Linked DNA regions of Mus musculus: all the other regions are linked to region 1. A link is a contact called in ENCODE POLR2A ChIA-PET data. All regions are on one chromosome and are shown on one strand. Each heading gives the region's core, a stretch centred on a gene start or an enhancer-like site at or near the end of the contact. The rest is flanking DNA. Distances are from core to core; before and after follow the strand shown.

The links. ChIA-PET counts read pairs that join two places held with the same protein, here RNA polymerase II (POLR2A).
Region 2: POLR2A ChIA-PET joins it to region 1 with 10 read pairs in embryonic stem cell. The contact joins the promoter of Gpatch8 here to the promoter of Slc25a39 in region 1. POLR2A ChIA-PET finds 5 or more read pairs at or near these places in 2 of 5 experiments (Patski and embryonic stem cell).
Region 3: POLR2A ChIA-PET joins it to region 1 with 32 read pairs in embryonic stem cell. The contact joins the promoter of Asb16 here to the promoter of Slc25a39 in region 1. POLR2A ChIA-PET finds 5 or more read pairs at or near these places in 4 of 5 experiments (Patski and embryonic stem cell).

What each region holds. Positions count from the first base shown.
Region 1 is chr11:102,404,909-102,409,505 of GRCm38, forward strand. It overlaps Slc25a39 (solute carrier family 25, member 39), which reads right to left and starts at 2,609. Exons shown (of 12, transcript NM_026542.3): 1 at 2,482-2,609; 2 at 1,647-1,746; 3 at 1,454-1,513; 4 at 1,298-1,342; 5 at 785-918; 6 at 104-171; 7 at 1-11. The coding sequence starts at 1,731. It overlaps Mir6930 (microRNA 6930), which reads right to left and starts at 79; the gene lies at 12-79.
Region 2 is chr11:102,554,039-102,558,635 of GRCm38, forward strand. Gpatch8 (G patch domain containing 8) reads right to left here and starts at 2,120. Exons shown (of 8, transcript NM_001159492.1): 1 at 2,042-2,120. The coding sequence starts at 2,086.
Region 3 is chr11:102,266,166-102,270,762 of GRCm38, forward strand. Asb16 (ankyrin repeat and SOCS box-containing 16) reads left to right here and starts at 2,586. Exons shown (of 5, transcript NM_148953.3): 1 at 2,586-2,958. The coding sequence starts at 2,658.

The DNA.
Region 1 (4,597 bases), core at 1,359-3,858:
CGGTCATCACCCTGGGAGTATGGAGAGGCCAGGAAAATCACTTAAGGGCTCCCAAACCTCTCAAGCACCCCCTTCCCTACCCAGCCATGACTAGGGTACTCACAGGGTGGCTGGGAGGCCGCTCCACAGGGTCCTAGTGCCCTCATGCCGCACAATCTTCACAAAGGCATCCTGACCAAGCCAGCAGGCAGCCCAGGGAAAGAAGACAGAGATGAACAAGGCCTGCGATGGACTGGCTCAGCCTCTGCCTAGAGTCTTGCTTGAGTCCTGAGAAGAGCCAGTTAGCTCTACACTCACACCCCACTCCACGCCCCCCAACTTGGTTCTAGGTGGACTCCTAGTCCACCCCTTAAACCTTAAGGAAGTGGATGGACGTTGGTGCTACACATCTTTAGTCTCAGCACTCGGGAGGTGGAGAAGGTGGATCTCTGGGAGCTTGAGGCCAGCCTGGTCTATTACAAGAAGAACCCTATCTACCACTACCCCCCACACACACACAAACCTAAACAAACAAACCACACAAACCCCCACCCCCACCCCCAAAACCACAAAAAGCAAAGAACAAAACAATTCCATAGTAAAGAACTTTACTAGTGTGTATTACGCTATTAGGTCCTGTTTTTGATTCTCAGCATCAGGACCAAAAAGCTTTCTGAAGGAACAGCCTCCCAGGTAAGCCCTTCCTACACTGAACAACCACCCCATTTGCTTTCCATTCCCCACACCGGCAGCCTAGCCAAATCCAAATCGAGTCCCTCAGAGACACATTGATTCTGCTCCTTACCAAGGTGCCAGTGAACCGTGTGGGGTCCTGAAACCAGGTGGCACAGCGGGTACCATTTGGGCACAGGTACAGGGGCTCCAGGACTCCATTGCAGTATAGGAGGCACTTCCCTGGGGACTGTAGAGCGGAGGATGCTGGGAAAGGGAACGGACATTAGGGTGGAAGGGCCTGGAGCCTTGCTGGGTGACATAGCTGGGTCAATATGTGGCTATTCCAGTGTCAGAAAGCTGACTAATGTGGCCTCAAAGTATGGGGGGGCAGGAGGGGATCTCGAGAGAGGGTTTCTCTGTGTAGCCCTGGCTGTCCTGGAACTCACTCCATAGACCAGGCTGGCCTCAAACTCAGAAATCCGCCTGCCTCTGCTTCCCAAGTGGGACATTAAAGGTGCGCACCGTGCACCACCACTGCTGGGCTCATGTACTACTCTATGATCATGGGTAACCCAGGTACTCGAGGGATACTCAACACTTCTTCCCTGGGCCCTCCCAAGGGCCTGGGGCTTGGGGCACTCACATTTGGTGTAGGAGAGACTCCAGAATCTGGAGGGAGTTGTCAATTCTGAAACACAAAGGTCAGCCCTGGTGGTCAGGAATGCAGCCTCCCCCACTAGAACCCCATCTCTGGGAAATCCTTATTTTGTCAGGCAGCTCGCCTTGATCTGGTACTCACCGCTGGTTGCCGAGGGTCTCTGAGACTGAAGGCGGACCTTCACCACATCCAGGGGTGTCACTGGGGAAGGAGGTAGGTCTGAAGGTTCCTTCAGGACACCACTCACCCTCTTCTTTATCAGAACCAAACTGCCTCCAACCTTTAGCCCACATTAACCCCCAGCTGCCCCATCCCCCATCTCCCCAGGTCTTACTGAAGAGGGAGGTGACCACAGCCCCGGCTCCTGAGGCCACCATTTGCTGAAGGGGGCTAATGCCCCCAGGGTCCTGATCATCCATCTTGGAATTTCAATCCTGAAAACACACACCACAGTCAAATGGAGCTTACCCCCTGACAAGGCAGGCCTGAGTGGGGGGAGTGGGGAGCAAGCATGAGCTAAGGTGCTCTGGGACTTTAACGACAGCGCACTCAGGTCTCATCCAGAGTTTGCCTCTATAATCTTTAAAATCTAGAAATGTGCTCACTTTGCCGAGGGGAAAACTAAGGCTCAAAGGTTGCTGTGACCTTCAAGGTTACGTCATTCGTTTGGAAAGAAGCTAGAATAGCCGTCGGCCAAAGACAGTGATGGCTATTTTCTCAGCCACATGCTCCTCCAGACCAGAGGCCGAAAGATCAAACACCTGAGCCCCTCCACCCAACATCTGGGCGGACACATGAGCGCCCCGGGCGAGGAGAGGTCGAGTCGGGCACCGAGAGAAACGTGTAAACAAATCTGCTGATAGAGGAAGGTCCACCTTCCTTCCCAAGATTGCTGGCCCTCCCCCACACTGCCTGCCTGGGGCCAGAGAGGACAGGCCGTGAGGCCTGGATGGCAGGACATTCTCTGTCTGCCTCCTCTCTCTCTTAAACACAAGCCGCGGAGATGGAAGCAGAGACCTAGTAACAAACCCTTTCACCGAGACTCGGCCGCACTCCATGCCCAGGCCCAGTAAAGGGGTTCACGGAGAGGCCCACCCCCTTCCCGCGGCCTCGATTCCCCTCCCAGCCGGGGACCCTCGGAGAACCCACTCCAGCCCAGGCCCGCCCACCTGGCTCGGAGCCGGTCCTTGCGCCGCGCCACGCCAGGGGCCTGGCGGGCCCATAGCGGCTCCGCGGCCGGTGCAGGGTCCGCGCGTGCCCGCTTCGCACAGCGGCCGCCCGGGAGAGCGGTGAGACCGGCTCCGCCCCCAGAAGGCGAAGCCCCGCCCCGTGGCCGACCGGCCGCGCGCACGGAGTGCAACGAGCTCCGCCCACTCGCGGCCCTCCTCCCACCCCCCCAGTTCCGCCCTTGCGCCGCGGCCGCGTGGGCGGGTCGCCGCGGCCCCGCGCTCCTTGCGGCCGGCAGGTCAAGGTCGCCGACTGGACGGCGCTTGCACCCGGCTCCAGTAGCTCTCCTCTGCCCACGCCCTGCAGGAGTGTTGTCCGGGGAGTCCAGACCTGCGATCGCTGGAACTTTCCTGACCGCTTGGGTATTGCTGCTCCGCGTCCTTTTACGAGGCAGCTGCCGCGAGGGTCGGTTCTTCAAGGTCATCAGAGTGTGGGACAGCAATGGCAAACATCTGCCCACTTAGCTCCGTGGCGGGAGTTTACGATTTATGGCGAGCCTGTTGGCTGGAATCACCATCCTCTTTTACGGATGATGAAACGGGGTTGCAACCCCAGAACGCTTTATGACCTGCAGGGCAGCCTTGTCAGCCGACCTGCAACCTGGGCTAGACGTGGTGTGGCCCTGGGCAAATTTACAGGACCTCTTTGGGCCGAGGACACAGAGAACGTAGAGCAAGAAAGAAAACCAGTGTTTCGCGACAGATCTTAGACTGTTACCACTTTTAATACTTAGAAGTTTTTTGTTTCTTTCCCCCAAGACGATCTACGTAACCTTTGCTGGCATAGTTTCCAATGTAGGCCAGAAATGGCCTCTACCAAAACTTTTCATAGTAGGTAATTACAGACGTAGGTACCCCCATTTTACAGAAAATGAAATGGACTCAAGTTAAAACTTTTGCCGCTGCCTTCCCCGGTGGGCTTGCAAACAGCGCTGTTTCCGCACCAGCTCAGTACCCGGCACCCCACCGCCCGCCTCGCCTCTAAGACTTCCAAGCTAAAACGGTGTTAACAGAAACTGGAACACGCGGTGTGAGGCTGCACCTTTAAGAAGAAAAGGCCGCGGCTTTGACGTCACTACCGTCTCCGCCCCTCAGTCCCCAACTGGTTGCAGACCGCGCTGGAGCCGCCCAGCCAGCCCAGCTAGCACGTGGATTCCAAGTGGCCAACCATAACTTTACCCTGAGAAAACCCTTTCGGCATTTCCATGGCTCGGATCCTCCAGCTTTGGGGGCGGAGTGAGAGCAAACGGGTAGTTAGGAAAGCAGCCAATGATCAAAAGGCCCGGGCAGTCGGTTGGCCGTGAGGCAGAGGCGGCAGGAGAGTCACGAGTGAAGTGTCGCTTGTGCTGCCCTGTCCTATCCTGTGTCCTCTCACCCCAAACCTGGCTTAAAAGTAACACAAAAGCTGGGCATGGTGGCGCACGCCTTTAATCCCAGCACTTGGGAGGCAGTGGCAGACGGATTTCTGAGCTCGAGGCCAGCCTGGTCTACAAAGTGAGTTCCAGGACAGCCAGGGCTATATAGAGAAACCTTGTCTCGAAAAACCAAAAAAAAAAAAAAAAAAAAGGTAACACAAAAGTCGTTTCATAAGCTGTCGGTTCAGTTGGGAATCCAGCGCCTGCTAAGGCCATTTCAACCTCAAAGTTAATGTTTTACCACGTTTCTGAGCAGAGATGATTTTTCTATTCTGTAGAGAAGAAAACTGAAGGCCCTGTGTATAATCTCTTCTCTCCCCCTCTCTCTCTCCCTCTCTCCCTCCCTCCCTTTCTTGTTTATGATTTGGGGTTTGGCTTTATTTTCTGTTTGTTTTGAAGCAGTGACTCATAGCCCAGGCTAACCCGAAACTCCATGTTTAGGCAAGAATTACTTCGAACTCCTGCCTCCCAGATGCTGGGATTACAGGCATGAAAGACCATAACCAGCGGTAATTAATTCTTTGCCCACCCCTTACCCCAACTTCCAGTTTATAGATGAGAAAAGAGTCCCCTGAAGTCACTCAAAAGATCCTATTTGCTCTCAATGAGGTCACTGCCTCAGCAACATGACTCCCAGTGTCTGT
Region 2 (4,597 bases), core at 870-3,369, 150 kb after region 1:
GAGCTCAAAGGATCTATTTCTGGTTTTAAAACCGTTTTATTATATTTACGTCATGGGGGCTGTTAGAGGCCAACTCTGGGGAACTGGCTTGGTTCTTTCCTCCCAGCTTGTGGATGCCCAGGCACTAACTCCGCTCAGATTTGATGGCAAACTCCCTAAGCCACCTTTAAGGCTGTGACTTTTTATTATTGTGCATATCATGTGAGGGGACATATAATTTGGGGTCAGAAGCCAACTTTTTGGAGTTGGATCTCTCCTTCCACCTTCCAGGGATCAAACTGAGGCGGCCAGGCTTGTGAGGCGGAGGCTTTTTACCCACTGACCCATCTCATAAATCCCATAAGTCAGATTTTATAGTACCTCAACTAAAGCATCGAAGAAGAGTCTCCCTGCTCAGTTTCCAAGTGACGACACTCACATCCTAATAGCCAGTTTTCAATATCTTCATTCAAAACCCCGTTTGAGCCAGCTGAAATACTTGAGGGCCATTTTTCCTCAAAACTGTCTGTTTTCAATTTTATTAGGTCACCTTGAAATTCTTTTCTCTGAAAAGCATTGGAAGGTTTTCGTCATCTACTGTCTCCTAAATAATTTTAAATTAACAAAAAATAGTAATAAAGCGTATATACTTTATACCTGCTTCATAGGGCTTGATATAGGGAGAAAGAAAAGAAAGATAAGCCTGCCTTCCTTCTCGGGTATCAAATGTCCACCTCAAACTTTGGAAGACCTGAGATAAATCCTTAAAACACCTTAAGATGCTGTGCTGGGCTGCAGTTTCTGCGGCAGGCACATGACCACAAGGCATTTTCAGCAACTCCCAAATCCCTTACTGCTGCAAAACTTCCCATAGCGTTCTACACCTAAGACTATTTAACAGTGTTGATTTTAAACCAGTTGAAATTGCTTTGTCTATCAACCCAATCATCTCCAAGAATTCAAACCCTTCAAATTGCCTTCTGACACAGCTAGAGGTGCGTTGAGGAAGCTGAAAGGAATACAAAAACTCGAGTTCGGAGGCTCATCCCTTGACCTAAATTGCTGTTGCCAGGAGATGCGGTAGTAATGCAGTGATTTGCAACTGAGGATGTATTTTACCTAGAAATAACCAAAGGCTACTAAATCCCTTATTGTCTCCCAACTATGCCTGCAGTAACAATTTCAATATCTAAAAGCCTAATGATTCTAATTCGGCCTTTGTTGTTTGTTTTTTTGTTTTGTTTTGTTTTTGTTGTTTTTTTCTTTAATGCCTGCCACCCCACGGACATCTTTCCCAGATCAACATTTGCAAACGAAGAAAGAAAAAAAAAAAAAATCAAGGTTTAGGAACGAATTTACTCCCGCTTGGAAAGGCCATAATTATGCTTCTTTACAAATCTTGGTAGGTCTCGAAGTTAAGTTTACGCCAGTCCACAGACCTATACCTTACTGTCCCCAACCCAATTAACGGCCTGTAAACAACAGCAGTTATTTATGCCCAGAGAAAGCTCAATGGCTCGCCTCAACAAAAAAGGCGTCTTTGATAAGAAAGGGCGCCCTTTACCAGGGGGAAGACTAGGTTAGACAGTCGATAAAGGGCTTGTTTGTCACAATGGGAAAACGGAGAGGCGATCCCCAGGATGATCGGGGCGAGCAAAAGCCAAGGCTTCCATAGCCCCGGCCTGAAAACCGCTGGCCCAAGCCTTCCCCGCCCCAGCCCTCTCCCCCGGGGGCCGGGCCGGCCCTGCGCCTGCACAGGCCCCGAGACAAGCAAAGCGCAACCCCCACAAAGCGCCCGGCTGCGGAGCGGGAAGCCAGGAGCAAAATAGGAGGAAAGCCGAGCCGAAGAAGCGGCGTGAATAGGGATGAAGCCGGGGACGCGGCCTCATCTCAGCCCCGGAGGCCCCTGGAGAAATGAGAGGCAGGAAGGGGCGAGAGCCGGCTTGCAAGGTGGAGCGGAGAGCAGAAGGAAGGAGAGCCAGGAGGCCGGGAGGGAGGCGGCCCCGGGCTCGCGGCGAGCCCTCCGGGGGCGTGGGTGGTCCTCGGCGACGCCCGTGTTTACCTGAAAGTCTCGGTCCTCGTTGAAGCGGGAGAAGCGGTCCGCCATTTTGCCGCTCTCACTCCTCCTCAGGACGACGCTCTCCGGTTCGCTCCTCCCCTCCCGCTACGCCCGCCCCCTCTCTGTTTCCACGCCCCCTCCCACGCCCACCGGGCGCGCGCAGCAGGCGTGGGGAGGGGGGTGGAGGATGTGTGCTTGGCGAGGGATTGTTGGGGGGGTGTTGGGAAGAGGAGGGAACAGGAATTCGTTCCGACGGGAATCCCGAAGGCGCGCAGGCCTGGAGGCGGAACCTTCCTCTCACATCGCTCGGTTTCACGCCCGGCCCCGAGCGACCCCAGCGGGCCGCGCATGCGCACTCGCGCCGGCGCGCGTAAGCGCTTCCGGAGGGAAAGATCAGCAGGGCAGAGCATTTGGGGGCCTGGGAAGTATTCACTTGCTCCCTTAGCAGTGTTCAGAAGTCTTTCTTTCTTATGCTCTTGTTTACGGTCAAGCCCATCCCGTATTTGTAATAATATACAGTGTAATGCTATACAGTAGCATGAGATCTGACTTTACAGCTAGAGTACTTTTAATGTTTTTTTGTTTTGTTTTTGTTATTTTGTTGACAGGGTTTCCTGTAGCTCTCTATGTAGTAGAGGCTCGCCCCCCGATGTCCAAAGAGGGTATTTTTAAAATTAATACATAATAATGTTACTTAAGAGGTACCAAAAAAATCTCTCAAAGGGCTTCCATTCCAGGCAGGAAGTCAGATAACCAATAAATTAACCTAATAGTTGTAAATATAAACGAGTGTCTATTCCTGCTTGAGGCTGAGGGGAAATTAAGTCAAGCTTATCCTTGGCTACATAGGAAGTTCAAAGCTAGCCTGGGCTATAAGACATTGCTTCAAATAACAAAATCTAAGTGACACTGTGGGGGGGGGGGACTGTAATGAAAAGAATGACCTATCTTAAAGCTACATATAAATCAAGGCATAACAAAGGGATCACAACCTTGAAGAAGAGAGAAACTTAAACACATGGCTACCAAGAGCTTGACGTTTTTTTCTTACTATTTTCCCTCCCCCTCCCACTCCTCTCCCCCCTCCACACATATATATTCATGTTCAGAGTCATTGGATCCCCTGAAGCTAGAGTTACAGTTAAGAATCACCATGTATGTCAGTGCTAGAAACAAACCCAGGTGCTCTGCATGTGGAACAAGTGCTTTTAACTGCTTAGCCATCTTTCCAGCTCTTGTTTTCTTTAATGTTTTCACAGGGTGGGGGAGTGAGGGGGGGCTGTTTAATTTTACCTAGTGTAAGACTGCTTCGCCTACATGAATGAATGAATGTATGTATGTATGTATGTATGTATGTATGTATGTATGTATGTGTATCAGCTCTTAACAGCTGAGCCATCTCTCTAGCCCCTCTACCTGATTTTAAGACAAGGTCTCTCCTTAAACCTGGAGCTCTCCCTAGTCAGCTAGCAAGCCTCTGGAATTTGTACCTGGCACCAGGGAAGGTGAGGGTGTGGGCAGAGCTGAAAGTCCAAGGGACTGGTCACAAAGCAATCTAGAAAGCAGTTGGAGCCTAAATCATTTTTTTTTTCTCACTCAGGTAGCAGCTGGAGACTTTCTCTAGAAATGCTAACCAAACAAATCATGGGATTTTTGTTGTTGTTGTTTATTTATTTATTTATTCATTATATGTAAGTACACTGTAGCTGTCTTCAGACACTCCAGAAGAGGGAGTCAGATCTCATTATCGATGGTTGTGAGCCACCATGTGGTTCCTGGGATTTGAACTCTGGACCTTTGGAAGAGCAGTCAGGTGCTCTTACCCACTGAGCCATCTCACCAGCCCAAATCATGGGTTTTTAACATGCCGGCTCTAATCCAGAAGAAAGTATTTTGCCGAAATGAGAGGATCTGTCAAAAACCAACTGTCTTAGTCACTGTTTTTGTGCTGTGAAGAGACACCATGACAAAAGCAACTTTTAGAAATCATTTAATTGGGGGCTTACAGTTGCAGAGGTTTAGTCTATAATCATGGTGGGGAGTATGCTAGACTGCAGGTAGGCACTGGAGCAGTGTAAGAGAGCTAAGTCCTAACTCACAGCAGGAGAGTTGAGGGATGAGATTGGACCTGACATAGGCTTTTGAAACCTCAAAGCCACCTCCAGTGACACACTTCCTCTAACAAGACCACAGCTCCTAATCCTTCTATTCCTTTCAAGCAGCTTAGCTCCCTGGTAGCTAAGCATTCAAATATATGAGGCTCTGGAGACCATTCTTATTCAAACCACCTCACCGTTATTCTAGTCAGAGTCAGACTTCCCCTGCAAGCCCTCTGTGGGAAAGCTGGCTTACAGAAGCAAGGTCTTCCAAAGGGATGGAAGGAGTATTAGCCTAACATAAAATCACAGTTCTGACCAAAATACCCCACATACAAGCTTATCATTCTGGAAGCCCCATTCACAAAGAATATTTGAAGATTAAGACAGAAATCCTGGAAGATGGAAAGGAGGCTCGGCAGTTAAGAACGCTTTCTGTTCTTGCAGAGGACCCAGGTTTGGT
Region 3 (4,597 bases), core at 1,336-3,835, 140 kb before region 1:
GCTCCCCTCCCTCCTCTGCCTGCTGCTATGCCGAGCTCTGCCTCTAGCGTAGGCCTGGGCCAGGCCCATCTAGGTGGTCCTGTCAACCAAACCACCTTGTGTTTGCAATCGGTCACCTTGAGCCCTGGTCCCTCCTGCCCAGTCTCAACTAAGGCCAAACTGTTTGCTATCCTAGTTTGTCGGTGCTTCACTGCACCTCGGACTGAGCTAGGAGGCCGACTGAGCTCCAGATCCCCTGGCACTGGTCCCTCCAGATCAACTTCTGCCCCCAGCCCCCCACCCCCACCCCCGTCCTTTCCCTGCCGTCCAAGCCTACACAGTGGTATCTCTGAGGGACAAAGCTGTAGTGAGTACTTTTCAGGCTGCTGAGGCAAGAAAGCAGGGCAGAGGTTAGGCTCTGACTGTTAGATGCCTGGGGAGCGAAGGGACACCCACCACTTTGGCCCTCCTCGACCCCACCCAGCTTTGCCACACTCCCAACCCTGGGAACTCAGCTGTGGGTGCTCCGCTAGGCAGTCAGCGGGGCAATTAAAACATGGTATGGCTTCCAGTGGGGTTAATCATAGCTGCGTCCATAGAGGTGCCTTTCTCTGAGGATCTTCAAACCCTCACTAGGCATGATCTCACTCTTCATCTGGGACCCCCTCCCTGGAACACCACCAAGAAGCTGGGGCCAAGCACAGACTGACTGAACAGAGGGTGAGGGACGTGCCGGAAAAGGCCCAGGTCACTGCCACCCACTCTGGGTGGTGGGTGAGTGTTTGTTCTGGCAGAGAATAGGGACCTTCATTCAATGTTCAGAGAGGCCAGCCTGCCATGAGCCAAGGGCTCCTAAACATTGTGTCAAGACCGACCATGCCAGGGCCTGCCCCAGAACCCACATTTAGCATGGTAGAATGATGTCTCTGGCATGGGTACTTTGCCAAACCCATCCGATGGCCTTCTAGTTGAGTAGCTACTGCAGGCACACCTCCACACAGCAGAGTGCCTTGAATGGGTGAGTTAGGAGACCCCAAGCCACTGGGACAGCAGGGAAGGGTAAAGGACCTGGTGAGAATGCTGTGTGGCATGGGGCCAGACCAGGGATTCGGGATTTCTCTGGAAGAGCCTGAGCCAAACTGCAGACATTTTTAAGGAAAAGTGACCTTCTTGGATAGGTGATTGTGACAGGGCTGAGTGTGGTCAGAGGAAGGAGACACAGGCTAGACCCATCCAGGCTGGAGGCTAGGAACTGAAGCTGAGGACAAAACTGTAGGAGAGACATTCTGTGTGGGAGCCTGCGGCCAGGGGGAAGTGAGAGATACAGAGGAGGAGAAGGTTGCTGGAGAGTGGGTGGGAGCAAGCACCGGGAGCAAGGAGGGACCCACATGGCATTGCCAAGACACTGCAGAGCCTGCAGTCTTGAAGACAGAAGCCCGCTGACATCCCTCCACCCTCCCCTGCCAGCTAATCGACCAGCTGTTGTTGTTTCCGCGGCCTCATTCCTCCCCCTAGAGGCTCCTGGAAGTACAGCCATTTCCTCCTAAAGCGAATGGGGCGTAGTTTCCCAAAAGTCTCATCCCTTCAGTCTCCACTTCCAAGGTCAAATCCCTGGACACATCCGCAGTCAGGCACGTGATTCCCCTAGAAACCAGGGAGGGAAAAAAAAAACTAGTCACTGAAGGTAGAGACCGTGCCCAGTTTCGGCATGAGGGGACAAGAAGAGGATTTGCTCAACTGTCTACCCAACATAGCACTACCCTCTAGGGTACTTATCTAAAGTGTGGCCCACTGGAGGCCTTGGCACACCCCCACAAGCTATGTAACTTTGAGTCAGTTTTACCTTTTTAAGACTTAAATTCCACCCAGGTGTGGTAGTGTATCCCTTTAATCCCAGCATTCCTGAGGCAAAGGGAAGTGGATCGCTGAGTTCAAGGCCAGTCTGGTCTACAGAGCTAGTTTCAGGACAGCCAGGACTACACAGAGGAACCCTGTCTCAAAAAACAAAAACAGCAGCACTGCCAACAACAAAACCTTACGTCCTGTAAGTCTCTATCCATCTCAGGTGCTGAACTGAAATTCTTAGCTTGGCCTCATTTCCTGACCAAATCTGTCTTGTATTACAACACTGACTGGTCATCTGAGTAGAGATGGATCTGAGAGTGATTTCAGTTCTAGAAAGCATGGTGTGTGTGTGCAGTGGTTGCTGTTATTTCAAATTCAGGAAGAGTGGTTTGGCTTCTTGGAAGCTCTCTCCACTTCCCCAGACTGAGGTCTATGGGCCATCCTGGGCTTCTACCCTTTTTACCAGCCAATACTTCAGAGGCTGCAGGACCCTGGTCCTTCCTCTACCCTGTCCTGCCCACCCATCTCATGGTTGACTGCTTTGACTAGAAGGCTCACTCCAGAGAAGTGGGGTCCAGGAGTGACCTTTGGCTGAGGCCCTGTTGACCAACAAAAGGGTACCAGCAGGGTCAGAGGCTGGCCCAATACCATCTGCATTAAGATCATGACTCTAGGCAAACTGTTTACCAATGCAGTGAGGGGCCTATTTATAGCCTCAGCTGTTTCTCCAGCTTACCAAGAAGGGGGCAGGGTGGCTCCCCAGAGCAAGGTGCTAGCTGGGACAAGGAACGATTCTCTGCCTAGGTGGCACTGCCCAGACCACTGGACCCCTCATGGCAGGGGAGAGCTTTCCTTTCACATCCTCCACACTGCGTGCTCTCCGCCTGCAGAGAGAGTGGCTGGACTGGGAGGACAGGAGGAGAGCTGCTGCCCAGCAGTGCCGCAGGCACAGGGACCTCCCTTGTCCCCAGGCCCAGCTCCTTAGGCCTCGCCGCTCCTGCCGAGACCCAGCTGTCCACAATGCCCTGTTCTCTGGGGACCTACAGCAGCTCCAAATCCTGTTCCAAGATGAAGACGCTGCCAATATGATTGTGGAGACTGTGAGCAACCAGCTGGCCTGGTCAGCGGAACAGGGTAGGGAACACCACCTAGGAGGACAGAAGAGGGACAGGAGTGGGGGTTGGGAAGGGAAGAAGAATCCATACGCCACTTCTCCGTAAAGAGCCTAGAACGGACCCATAGTCACCCATATTAACTCTTTCCTAAACAGTTGAGGCCAACCACGGTTTTCCTCAAACTCATAGAGATCCACCCGCCTCTGCCTCCTTCATGTTGGGATTAAGGGTGTGAGCCACTATGCCCACCCTCCAAATTTTTTTGGTTTTTTTTTTTTTTTTTCACTATAGCCCTGGCTGTCCTGGAACTCACTTTGTAGACCAGGCTGGCTTCCAACTCAGAGATCTGCCTGCCTCTGCTTCCTAATCTGCTGGGATCAAAGGTGCATCTTACCACCACCTAGCTAAAGTTATATTCTCTCTCTCTCTCTCTCTTTTTAAAGATTTATTTATTTATTATATGTAAGTACACTGTAGCTGACTTCAGTTGCACCAGAAGAGGGCATCAGATCTCATTACCAATGGTTGTGAGCCACCATGTGGTTGCTGGGATTTGAACTCAGTACCTTCAGAAGTAGTCAGTGCTCTTAACCGGCTGAGCTATCTCGCCAGCCTTAAAGTTATATTCTCATATAACACATATACAGATTGTAAATTTTGGCTTTGGTTAATTATATGCACTATATTACTATAGCGTTATATATATGAAAATATACACACATACATATATATCCATGTTTCTCTTACAGTTTCCTGCTATAGTAGACAGTTTTTATGAAACTCATATGCAATTTTTCCTTACCATTACTGACTTTGGGGGTTAGGGAGTGGTGTTGTAGGGAGAAAAGCCAAGCCCCTCCTGCTGAGCCACCCCACCAGCCCCATCTTATTTGGGGGCTAGAGGATTGAACTCTAATTTGAATGCTAATAACCATTGTCTTCGCCACTGTGCTCCGGCCACAGATGGCAAGCTTTTTAAATTTTGAGACAGGGTCTTGTTATTTACCCAGGCTGGCGTTCAATTCATTCCATAGCCCAGGGAGATCTTGTACCTGTGAGCCTTCTGCCTCAGCTTTCCGAGTGACTGGGGTCATGTGCTTGTCCCTTCAGGTCCTGTTCAGTTCATTATTGACAGGTTTGTTTTTGAAACAGGAACACACACTCTTTCTCTCTCTCTCTCTCTTGCTCTCGCTCTCTCGCTCTCTGGGCCAGGCTGGCCTTGAACTTGTGATCTTTCTACCTCCTGCTCCTAAGTGATAGATCGCAACCACACACTTCCACACCTGGCCACATGCAGCATTAGAAGCTGACATTGTTTCATGGGCCATCTTTCCATGTCAGCGACCTTAGGTCTATAGAATACTTGAAAACTGTACAGAGAGACATCTGGACTTATAGAACTACTCTCCAGAGAGAATGGTAGATTTATAATTTTTTTTCTCTTTTTAAAAAAAAAATTAGCTGGGCGTGGTGGCACATGCCTTTGATCCCAGCACTCGGGAGGCAGAGGCAGGCGGATTTCTGAGTTCAAGGCCAGCCTGGTCTACAGTGTGAATTCCAGGACAGTCAGGGCTACACAGAGAAACCCTGTCTCAAAAAACAAAAACAAAAAAACAAAAACAACAACAACAAAAAAAAAATATTGCCAGGCGGTGGTC